Linked DNA regions of Mus musculus: region 2 is linked to region 1. A link is a contact called in ENCODE Hi-C or POLR2A ChIA-PET data. All regions are on one chromosome and are shown on one strand. The core of a region is the stretch at or near the end of the contact, and the rest is flanking DNA. Distances in the headings are between cores, read along the strand shown. Region 1 holds the start of Gpsm1 (G-protein signalling modulator 1 (AGS3-like, C. elegans)). Region 2 holds the start of Entr1 (endosome associated trafficking regulator 1).

What was found. Hi-C counts contacts between places; a loop is a spot of excess contacts on that map. ChIA-PET counts read pairs that join two places held with the same protein, here RNA polymerase II (POLR2A).
Region 2: a loop to region 1 is called in a map of left cerebral cortex, with 2.1 times the contacts of the local background. The contact joins the promoter of Entr1 here to the promoter of Gpsm1 in region 1. A Hi-C loop is called at or near these places in 1 of 37 maps with a recorded cell type or tissue (left cerebral cortex). POLR2A ChIA-PET finds 5 or more read pairs at or near these places in 4 of 5 experiments (Patski and embryonic stem cell).

Annotation. Positions count from the first base shown.
Region 1 is chr2:26,313,181-26,318,942 of GRCm38, forward strand. It overlaps Gpsm1 (G-protein signalling modulator 1 (AGS3-like, C. elegans)), which reads left to right and starts at 2,353. Exons shown (of 14, transcript NM_153410.5): 1 at 2,353-2,540. The coding sequence starts at 2,473. Gm52505 (a long non-coding RNA gene) reads right to left here. Exons shown (of 2, transcript XR_003953775.1): 2 at 2,169-3,246.
Region 2 is chr2:26,385,261-26,391,316 of GRCm38, forward strand. It overlaps Entr1 (endosome associated trafficking regulator 1), which reads right to left and starts at 4,056. Exons shown (of 10, transcript NM_026563.3): 1 at 3,889-4,056; 2 at 3,656-3,805; 3 at 3,232-3,300; 4 at 2,296-2,411; 5 at 1,644-2,051; 6 at 730-803; 7 at 238-349. The coding sequence starts at 3,958. Pmpca (peptidase (mitochondrial processing) alpha) reads left to right here and starts at 4,088. Exons shown (of 13, transcript NM_173180.3): 1 at 4,088-4,172; 2 at 4,676-4,878; 3 at 4,971-5,050; 4 at 5,235-5,317; 5 at 5,824-5,918. The coding sequence starts at 4,105.

The DNA.
Region 1 (5,762 bases), core at 1,103-3,602:
TCCCACATGGAAAAGAATCTTCTTCTCTCAAATGTTCCATAGGGAGAAAACCACCATTCAGCTGCTGCAGAGACTTTATAGGTAGAGGATAACCAGGTCCTCGCTGTATACACGGGGGGCGGGAGGGGGGGGAGCTCCTTCGAAGGCTGAACCGAGTCTCTCTCTCTCTGCCCCTCCCTTCTCCCTCTCCCTCTCCTTCTGTGTGTGTGTCTGTGTGTTCATATGTGTGTGTGTGTGTGTGTGTGTGTGTGTGTGTGTGTTCAGAGCTAGCAGGAGGCCCACAGAGATGTGGGTTGATATCCCAAGGGTCCCTCTTCTTCTAGGCCCATCTTGCCCTTTCCCACAAGTGTCCCCAATGTTGGGCCTGCTTCTCCATGCCTACTCTTACTACATTCCACCTAAAGAGGCCTGTGATGGCAGAAGCTACCCTGGCTGTGTGGTAGAGTGTGTGCCAGGAGTGACTGTAGGGTTCCCCAGGATCAAATACAATTGTAATAGTCCTCTGATGCCAGAGGTACTCATTGTATGCCAGGAACCATAAGCACGACACAGGCCTCATCCTCATAGACCCTTTGTGGGTGACAGAACAGAAGCTTGGAGAAAGCAGTAGGGACAGAGATAGTTTTGAAGTTCGTGTCTTTTTTTTTTTTTTTTGGTTTTTCAAGACAGAGTTTCTCTGTATAGCCCTGGCTGTCCTGGAACTCACTTTGTAGACAAGGCTGGCCTTGAACTCAGAAATCTGCCTGCCTCTGCCTCCCAAGTGCTGGGATTAAAGGCGTGCACCACCATGCCCGGCAGTTCATGTCTTTCTAACACAGAAACTGAATCCTCAGACAGCTTGCTTCAGAGCTGACTCGCAACCTGTGGCCCTCTTCCTGACTCAAGGAAGAAGCAAATTTGTCCCCAGTAGAATGTTGTGGGCCTAACAACAGAACCCTGTAACATCACATATGGGGCTCATTGGTTTGGTCCTTGGCAAAGCTGGGGGCCCGCAGGGGCTTGTATTGCTGCAGTATGTCTCTAAGGGCCTCCTAAAACCAAGGCCTGGGAATCTAAGCCCAGTCTGACACCAAGTGGGTCATAGCAGCCTCCATGTGTATGTTGTATCCTTTGAAGGCAACCAGGAAGCGCCTGCATTCCAGAGCCAGGGTCTGCTAGGGACCAGGCCCGAGACTTCAGCAAACGTGGGTGGTGCCTGGCCAGCCATAACACACACTCTGCCTTAGCCAAGAGAGAGCAAGCCCTGGCTCCTGTGGTCTTAGGGGGAGGTGTGGGGACAGCAGCAAGCTTGCGCCTCGCCCCAGGCACAGATGGTTCTCATTGCTCGCTCCTGCTCCTTCCTAGGAAAACAAACTAGCTCAGGGCCAACAGCCCAGTTTTATCTTGTGTTTGTTTTTGTTGCCATTTTTCTCCGCCTGAAGCCACTGTACTGTGGGCTGCGTCTGCAGGGTCTGTCTGGGGTGACCTTGGCATGGTGTCCCTCTTCAGACCAGGGTCCAGGGGTGCAGAAAAACTGCCAAGGACACTGCCATAGTCTGCACCCTGACATGTTCCTGTTCCACTGAGGGTCACAGCTACGTTTTCAAGAAGATTTAGAGTGGCCTGGAGAGAAGAGCAGAGACCTGGGTGAGTCCCAATGGAACTGGCTGTCCAGATGGTGCCCTGTGGCTGGCTGGGGGTTGGCTGAGGTGAAGGCTCCAAGGCTACTCAAGTTGGATGAAGAAAGATCACTCCGAGGTTCAGATCCTCAGGGTCCTGGGAGAACTCAGAGGAGGGTAGGCAGATGAATGAGCAACGGCCAGCCTCCCACGTGGGCTCCTGGTGTTCTTCCAGTATGTTTTCCAAACGCTTGCATTTCACAGATGAAATTCAACATGAAATCTGGTGGTGAAAGCCCTAGGAAGGTAGAGACTTGCCTAGGGCTGGACAGCATCCTCCCACCCTGACTCCATCTAGGAAGACCTGTTTTCTCCTTAGCCCCAGGAGCATCTGCATGGCCTGTACCCCACAAGAGGTGACAGGAAAGGAACAGGATGTGTGTGTGACAGCAAACTCTCGTGTGTGTGTGTGTGTGTGTGTGTGTGTGTGTGTGTGTGTGTGTGTGTAAGAAAAAGCACTAAACTCCAGGCTTAGCAGGGCTTCCCCCCCAAAGAAAAGGAAACACAGCATTGTCCACACTAGAGCAGGACTCTCCTTGCACTGGACCTCAAAGACAGAGCCCCGCCCACCCCACGGTAGGCGGGACCGCCGCAGTGGTGGCCGGTGGGCGCCTGCCCCTCCCCACCCTCCCTCCGCCTGGCGGCGGTGACATCACAGCTCTGGCGGGAGGGGCGGCGGCACCCCAGCACATCACTTCCTCGGCGTCTCCCGCGGACGCGCGGACAGGCGGACGGACGCGCGGACAGGCGGGCAGATCGGCAGGCGGACGGCCGCAGAGCGGGGCGGTGCTCCTGCTCGGCGCGTCCCCGACTCATGGCGAGCCCGGCCCCGCCCGTGGCCGAGGAGCTCCCGGGCCCGGCCTCCAGGCGCCTCTACTCCAGGTAGTTCAAGGACCGGGATGGGAACGGGGACCTGAGCGGCAGACGCGGGCGGGAGGCTGCCGGCCCAGAACAAAGGCTGCTGCGGCGACGCGCAACGTGGCCGGGGACGCGCCTCCCTGGATCTGCGTAGGGAGCGGTGGGGGCGCGGGGCCCAGGGCCCAAAGATCAGTTTCGCGGTAGAGGGGTTGGGACTGGGTTCTGCCTGCAACCCTGTCCTGATGCCAAAAGGGCTTACGGGGCGGGCACTCCACCACCCGGCTCTGCGGGACCCTGAGTAGCATGGATGCCAGTCTTCGTTATCTGGAGTTCTCTTCTCAAGCCTGACACTGCCGTGACCCGGTGTTGGTGTAGCATGGCCACGACCCAGGCTGTCATGATGGGGCCCTGCCTTCACTAGCTATCCCCAGCCCTAGGCCAGAAGGAGCTGGGCCTGAGCCAGGCAAGTGGGTGTGTGCTTCCCTACAAAGGCATTTGCCTTCCAGGCAGGTTCACAGGTGATCGAGCGGTCTGTGCTGTGTGCCCGCCCACTGGGAATGACAGGATAGTCCTGCCCCTGGCTCCATGCCTCCCTGGTGACTCCCTTTTGATGGATGAGGGTGTTCTCCGGTGAGATGCTGATCCCAGAAGTGGACCAGAGCTGTCAGTTCACTCTGGCTTCAGGTTGAGCTGGACCGGCCTGAGTTCTGGGCAGGGGCTGTCATCAGACCTAAAGGAAGGCCCAGCATCCTTCAGTTAGCTTCTGGCCCCCACCTCGTCTAGCCCTTCCCCATATCTGGGGTCTCCCTGTTAGGGGTCAACCCTGAAGAAATCTACTCAAGTGGGGTGGTTCATCAGCTAGCCAAGCTCTGCCTAGTACCCCCAAAGAGCAAAATGAGGGCTTGGTGCCTGGCGAACAGATCCTTGCCGTCCCGTTCTAATACAGTGTTCTAATGCTGCAGCTCAGAGACAGTGTCCCCATTGTGTGGTGTTGAAGATCATGCCTGAGCCCCACACCCTCCTCCAAGTTCTAGTGCAAGGGTAAGAGGTTTGCTAGCAGCTTCTTGGAGTCCCCTGGGAGCAGAGGCTCTGTGGGGTCACATTTAACTCAGGGCCAGCCACCCCTGTGAGAAGGAGGTGTCTACTAGGCAGACTGCAACGTGTGTGTGCATGTGCGTGTGCGTGTGTGTATGTATGTGTGTGCGAGTGCTCGCATGTAAGAGAGGGAGGTGGACATTCAGAGCACAGGTCTCAAAGCTGTGTCAGTTGCTCCCAGTTCCCCCTTGAGGTGACTCACTAGGTAGAACCCTAGCCCCTGTGTAGCTCTCACTGGTTAGGAACAGTATTCAGGATACTGGTTGAGGCCCTGTGCTCAGCTTGGCATCCCTCCAAGCTGAAACCCAAGCTGAGCTCAGAGGGTTGAGCTGGGACCAGATTTAAGCTGTGCAGCCAAGAGCCTTCCCACTGAGCCTTCCAGGAGGCCCGTGAGCTGTTTGGCCTCCACCTGTTGTGTCACAGCCAGGCTTCCCTGGGCTGATATGGGATGTCTTGGTGGGAGACACTCTCTGAATCATCCACTGTCCCACGAGCATCCCCATTCTTACTGGTATCTGACTGAGAGGGTTTGATACTTATAAAATGGGGCTGAAGAGCTGAGAAGAGCCACAGATAATGTCCCTGAATGGCCAGCTCCTCATGGAGTGTAGCGAGGGGCTGGCTCAGGGAGGCAGGAACACTGAGAGGGGTGGGGCAGAATGGAGAGGGTCTCTGTTGAGAATCTCTGGTACACTGGCACTGAGGCCAGAACAGGGGGTTGGGCTAGAGGGTCCCAGAGACAAGTAGCCAGGAAGTCCTTATATGTCCTCTTCTGGACTCCCAGCCCCACGAGGAAGAGGCTAAGGCTTGAGTGAAGCTGGGAAGGGAGGGTTAGCAGGGGAGCCCACATTGGAGTGGCCTTACAAAAGGTGCACCTAGGGTAGGGGCTACTGGTGCCCGGGCATGGCAAGGCCTCTGTGGCCACATGGCCATACAATGCTGGTCCCCTACTTTAGTATCTCTTTCTGTGTTCTCTCCTCAGCGCTGTCCCAGACAGCACAATTCCCCAGGTAGCCCTGCAACCCTGACCTTTAGGTCCTTTCCTGAAGCTAAGATATCTCTTCCCTTCGCAGCTTCTACTGCCCCTTACTCCCTCTCACCCCTTCCCTGGCTGCTGAGGGAAAGTCAGCGTAACTTCCTTCTGTGAGATGCTGGGCAGTGCGGAGCTGTGAGCAAGGGTCTCTCAAGCTTTGGGCCAGGGATCAGTCCCAGGTGTCTGCTCTGCAGAGAAGGGGGCAGGCAGAGATTCAGGTAGCTAGACAGCTCGTTGTGGATACTAGAGGACACCAGGAGACTTAAGGGGACACACAGATGAGATCAGGAGGCCACGAGCAGAGTGTGGAGTCAGCTGCTGCTACAGTGACTGAGATGTGGCAGACAGTGCCTGGGTCTTGGTTCTTGTGTTCTTGGCATCTGTAAGGGGAGTGGCACAGAGCTGTGATCCTTTGAAAGTGGCTCCAGAGGTGACATGGCTTGGGGTCAGGACCGCAGTGTAGAGATGGGTCAGCTGAGTGGGCAGTGCCCTCCTCTTTGGGGAGGTGAAGGATCACTGTTTGTCTGTTCATCTGTAGGTCTGTCTGGCCAGAAGCCAATGCCAGACAAGAGTTGCTCACTCCCAGAATTGGAGTGGCATGGACAGTGGGAGACACTAAGCTCTAGACCCCAGGTGACTTTGATTTTGAGCCTCAAGAGTAGAATTTCAGGCAACCCTTGGAGTGAACAGGCCTTTCAGAGGTCTGAGATAACCCAGCATCTGTTTGTTCAAATGGTGGCACCCCTGGGTGTGTGATCACCTTGACAGGTGACAGGTGGACAGCACCTTCTAGGCCTGCAGAGGTGGGAACAGAGGATCCAGGAACTTGTCTGCTCAGCCTCATCAGACTGACTGCCCCCAGAGGGCAGGAGAAGGTGGAAAGCTGTTGACAGGGAGGTGGGCAGGCCCCAAAGAGCACCCCTGGGGGTTCCAGGCTGGTGTTCCAGAAGTGGTACTCCTGTGCCTCAGAACAGAAAGTAAGAGCCCCAAGTAGTCTCAGCACCTACCCCTGCTGTCCAGCTCCTGTGGCTGCAGCTGTACTCACCCTGTTCTTATCTCTGGGTTCCATAGCCCAAAGACATGTAGCCTGGCAGGGGGGGGGGGCTCCAATGGGGTCT
Region 2 (6,056 bases), core at 2,806-5,305, 74 kb after region 1:
TGGGTGCCTGCCCATGGGTGCCCACCCCTGGGACCAGCATCAGGGACCACCCACCCCGATAGAGAACCCTTTCACAGTGTCAGCGTATGCTGGCCCACTACAGTTCACACACTCAGCACGGTGAGAGCCGCCTGCTGAGCTCAGGGTCCAGCTGTGGACTCTGGCAACAGTAACAAGTGCTCTCTTGCAGCAGCAGCCCGGCCCTGCCCACTACCCCAGAGCGGAGCCCCTCCGTACGGTCATCAGTTCAAGGTTCTGTTCGACTTGCTGGACTACTGACTCGAGGTCATGGAAGTCACTCTCCTCCTTGATCATCTTCGCCTCCAACTTCCGTTCGAGTGTCCTCACCCTCAGTAGAGGAAAAACTGAGGTAAGTACTCCAGGCCACTGTCAAGAATGCTTCCAACAGCACTTTAGTCTGATTAGCTGGTGAAACCCACTAGAACCTATGGATGGAGCAGCTGCTTCAGGCAGCCACAGGATGTCAATGGCCTCCAGCCCGAGTAGCTTTATGCTCCCAATAGAAGGCCCAGAGACCATTTTCTCAAGCTCTGCCAACCAAGACAAAATCCAGCCGACTGTCTTAGAAAGACTAAAGCAGAGCAGGAAAGTGCGTCTGCGGCTTTAGGTCTAGGGATGACAAGCAGCAAGGCTCCTCAGCCCGTGGAGCCAGGTTCCCTGAATGGTAGAGGAGGGTTTAAGGTGATGCCCAACTACAAGTTTACATACATTTCTGTTTGAGTTTCAGAGAAGCTCTGAACCTCATTTAGCTTTCTTCTGAGCTTAGAGTTTTCATCTTTCAGCTGTAGAAAAAAAAAAAGTCCTCATTAGACACCCGGTATGTCTCCCTCACAAGCGAACATGCTTCTGTTCTGAAATATTCTCTTTTGTGGGTCTGGAGGTGGAGCCTTATGCATTCGGGGCGGGCCAAGAGGTATGAAGATGCATCCCATGTGTCCATGAAATGTCTTTTTGAGACAGCATCTCCTGCAACCTAGTTTGCCCTTTACTTGTTCCCATGTAGCCAAGAATGGCCTTGCACGTCTCTTCCTCCTGCCTTCACCTTCCAGCGCTGGGATGACAGTTGCGTACTTCCATGCCCAGCTCTGGAACATAAACAGCTCAGGTCAAATGGCATCACCCTCAAGTGATGGAGGAGGAGAAGATGACCTGTGGCCACACACTTTACTTTTTCTAGGTGACTTATGGTTTTAAGGCCTTCCATCATGTGGGGCATTCAGCAAGATGACTCTTAGCCAACACTTCCAATAGACCATTTCTTCATGCTAGCTCGTGTCTGCCTGCCTGTGACCTCACCACAGTACTTCTCAGTCTGCTATACTAACTGCACAGCCAAAACCAACCCAAGGAAGAGCTCTCCATAGAGAAATTCCTTTTTCTCTCTTATTTTTCAGCATTCAGGATCTAACCCAGGACTTTCCAAGTGCTAGGAGAAAATTACCACTGAGCTATCTATTATCTCTATCTTTAGACCCCTCTTCAGGGCAATTCTACATCAAGCCATTATATGACTAACTGCCTTGTCCGTGGCATTGAGCCCAGGCCACCCAGGAAGTAGATGACTGCAGCTCCTCTCCACAACACAGCTCAGCTGTGTTGGGTGCCACACTGCCCTCACTTACTGCTTCATAACTTATCTGCAGCGTCCGCAGGTGTCTGTCCCCTAGGGATTCTTCATGAGCTGCAAAGTCTGCATTAGGACTCCCAGCTGGAGACGCTGGGGAGATCCTGGAGTCGGTGTCACTCAGCGTCCATGGGGGCAAAGACTCGGGACATGCCAGCTCTGACGAGTTGGAGAAAAAGGAAAGGTAGGTGTCACAGGGCGGTGAGTCCTGTGTGTCTCTAGAGGAATGAGTCTGATCCACGGCAGATGGCAAGTAGGTTATATTCCATCCATCATCTTCATCCTCCTCTAGGTTGCTGGCTCTTGTTGGGTCTTCAAAAAATGGCTGCTGAGATTCCAGGCCATATCCCATGAGCTGGGAGGCAGGGGAGCTGTGCTCTAGTCCCAGTGGGTGCCTTGAGGCTTCCTAAAAACAGTGGAGAGAAACACTGCAGACTGGAAGCCAATGCTCAGCCTTCTCTATGCTCCCACAAAGAAGGCCCATCTCATCTACCAAAAGGGGGCCAAGCAGCTGTTCCACCCATACACAGTCTCTCTGTCAGCAGCCATATCTGTCCTGCTTTGCTCCCCACACTCAAGTGTCTGCCTCCAAAGCTGTAAGGTACAAGAGATGTCCTTTAAGGCAACCACTGACAGCTTCCCAGATGTACCTTTGGGTAAATTCGGCTGGTGGTCGTGTCTTCTTTTGACAGGCTGAGGTTCTTGGTTTTCAAAAACTCTTTGAAGGAGAATGGATTGGCTTCTTCAAGGTCTTCAAGTTTGTCACCTGAAAAAACGAACACCACAGAAGACTGTGAAAGGGCCCAACATCCTGTGTTACCATCACGTTTCAACTGTAACTCAAAGAACATTACAGAACATGAGAGCTGCCAAAGAGGTTAGAGAATATGCAGGCTCTCACCCTTTGGCCTCCTTGAGACAACCCTTGCCACTTTAAAAGAAACAAAAAATGCTGTGCCAAACAAAGGTCAAGTCCAGGGGTCCACCCACATTCAGGTAACTGATCTACCTCTGAGTCATATGCCCAGTTCCCCAGTAAAGCCTGTAGGTTGCTGAGGCTGACTTCACTCCACCCCCCTACACATACTACCCCCTGTGCGCACACACAAACACACAACACAGTGGGCTGAAGGCTACTGTAGGCGATTCAAAGCTGCTGAGATGCCACAGTGCATCTCAGGAACTGCTCTATGCCATCCCTTCCTCTGACCTTCTCTCCAACTACCCTAGTTGACCAGCCTCTACCTCCACACCTATCAGACTCAGTTGCTTATGTGGGTCTCATAACACCTACATCTTATGTCGCTTTTTTCTTTTTCTTGGTTTTTCAAGACAGGGTTTCTCTGTGTAGCCCTGGCTGTCCTGGAACTCACTCTGTAGACCAGGCTGACCTCGAACTCAGAAATCCGCCTACCTCTGCCTCCCAAGTGCTGGGATTAAAGGCGTGCGCCACCACTGCCCGGCTCCACTGCTCTTTTGGGCTCCAGGTATATACCCCTTAAACCCTGTCATCCTGAAAGCCCATGGCCAGACCCCTGCCAGGCACTGAGTCTAAGAGGGAAAGAAGACCCACTGAGCTACTCTACCTCCAAAGCGCGTCTCAGGGGCTCCCGAAGGACCTTGGTTAGTACATTTCCCCTTTCCATAGCCAAAACCTGCAAAAAGACATGGTCAGCTCACCGTGATCACAGCAAGCCTTATGACTGCAGCGTTTGTCCAGGGAGGTGAAGACCGCAGACGCCTGACTCCCACTGAGTCTGGGACTAGAAAGCTGTCTTCTGAGGCTGGATGCGGTAAACTACACATCCCTGCGCGCTCTAAGAGCAGCTGCAGGTGGAACGCAGACCCGCTAGGTCCAGCCCCTGGCCTTGCCCAAGCCGGTGGGCTTAAGTGGCCTCCGAGCTCCACCAGGCACTACCTTCCTGCCTTGAGGCGGGCGGGCGGGCTGTGGGGAGGGCTCCCCGCGCTGCCCAGCTCCGCACTGTGGCCGGCGCCCCGACCGACTCTCACCTGTGTCTCCTACCGAAGCCAGCACCGGGCTGGGCACATAGCACATAAACGTCGGCCGAAAGCCGAAGAGATGGGGGTGCAGGTCCCCGCCATGGGGGCGCTCACAGTCTAGCTGGGGGAGACAAGACCGGCGCTCATAGAACGCAGGAGCTGTAAGCGACAACGAGAGCGGCTTCACCGCGGGCCGCCGCCGCCCGCGCCCCCCGGCCCTGCCCCAGCCGCGCGCCGCTCACCGTCGGGAACCACAAGGCTCCGCGTCCGCGATAGAGGGGGCGCGCCCTGCCGCCGCGCGTAGCCCGACATCGCCGCGCCCTAACCCGGCCGCGGCCCCATGGCCCGCAAGGCAGTCGCCGGCCCCTGCCTCATCCGGCTCGGCGGGCCGGAAGCCAGCGCCGAACGCCGCGGGGCGGGGTCGGAAGCGGAAGTGACCGCAGAAGCGCGGCGGCGCGATGGCGACGGCAGTGTGGGCGGCTGCGCGGCTGCTTCGGGGATCTGCGGTGCTGTGCGCGCGGCCCAGGTGAGCCGAGGCCTGTCTCGGTGCGAGGAAGGGAGGACTCGGGGGAGTTGGTACCGGGGGGAACTGGAAGAGAAGAATGGGCCTCTGGATCAGAGCACAGGCGCCTTGGGCCTGGAGAAGGAGCTGGGGACTGGAACCTGGTTGGGAGTGGTCGGCAGAGTCCCTCGGCTGGAGCCTTTAGACCAAAGCGAAGCCCTGAGGGGCCGGGCTTGCCCAGGCCCATATGCACAGGAACTCGTTTCTCACGCAGCCTGCTGATCAGAGTGGACAGTGAAGCCCCAAAGACCGGGGTCGAAGAGATGGCTCAGTAGTTAGGCCTACTGACTGCTTCCCCTGGGTTTGGCTACCAGCGCCCATTTGGTGGCTCACAACCATCTATCTATAACTCCACTATCCAGGGGATCCAAAGCCCTCTTCTGACCTCCATGGACAACGGGCATGCCTGTGATGAACATACATCCGTGACATAAAATAAGACTAAATATTTTGCTGCTCTGCTGTAGGTTTGGATCTCCTGCACACAGACGGTTCAGCAGTGGTGCCACCTACCCCAACATCCCCCTCTCTTCTCCCTTGCCTGGAGTACCCAAGCCTATTTTTGCAACAGTTGATGGACAGGAAAAGTTTGAAACCAAAGTTACCACTCTGGACAATGGGCTTCGTGTGGCATCTCAAAATAAGTTTGGACAATTCTGTACCGTAGGAAGTAAGTTCTATTGGCCATTGTTTTGAAAACTTTCTGTTGATTAAATGTTTTGAATATTTGGCTTAACCTGTCCATTTTCTTTTTATTACCAGTTCTTATTAATTCAGGATCACGATATGAAGCGAAATATCTTAGTGGAATAGCTCATTTTTTGGAAAAATTGGCATTTTCGGTCAGTGTCTAATTTGTAATTTTTATAAGTTTTCAGTTTTCCTTTTTAAGAACTTGTATTAGTTAAGGATCTGAATATGAAGTTGGTGCTCACAAAAGACTTCTGACATGATTTTGTGTGTTTGAAAGCAAATGTACACTTAATGGATTTTGGGTTATTTACTTAAGCTTAATTATTTTTATAGTCCACTGCTCGATTTGACAGCAAAGACGAAATCCTGCTTACGCTGGAAAAACATGGTGGTATCTGTGACTGCCAGACCTCAAGGTATTTCATGTCCATCTGTCCTCCTCATCATGTCCTCCTCATCCTTGGTCAGAGTCTCTTAGAGTCTCTCTGAAAATCCACAGCATGCCTGATGTTGGGGACAGAAAGCATTCCATACTAGTTTCTTCTCTGACATCCTTTGACCTTTAATTGTCCAGGCCTTTACCTGGGAAGAATGCTAAGCTAAACAGGCAGGCTGCTGCTGGCTATCTGAAGCTGGGCATGTGTCCATGTGAAACCAGTCTTCATTTAGACCAGCTGGTTATTTGTCCAGGCCTAGGAAGCCCTGAGTGAGAGACTTCCTCTGTGAAGAGAGGAGAACCAGTTTCCTCTGGTTCCAAAGTATCTCATGGAGAGCTTCACTGTGGGCAGTTGTGGCTCCCAGAAGGCCTTCACACCCAAGAAAGAGGTAGTGGTAGTGTCTTTGCTGGCATGAAGGGCCTCAGTGACTGAGTTGTTATCTGGTGTAAACCATGCACCTGCTATTGTGGCTTATTTCCTTTCAGAGACACCACCATGTATGCTGTGTCTGCTGACAGCAAAGGCTTGGACACTGTGGTGGATCTGTTGGCTGATGTGGTTCTGCACCCCCGACTGACAGGTGTGGCTCTGAGGCTGGGTGGTCAGGAGGAGCTTTGGAAGGGCTATAACTTCCTGTGGGGAGGCACTGTTAGAGCCGGGCACTCATGTGCCAATCATTGGAGAGTGCCAGTGCTGAAACAAGCCTGCAGTGTTCTAC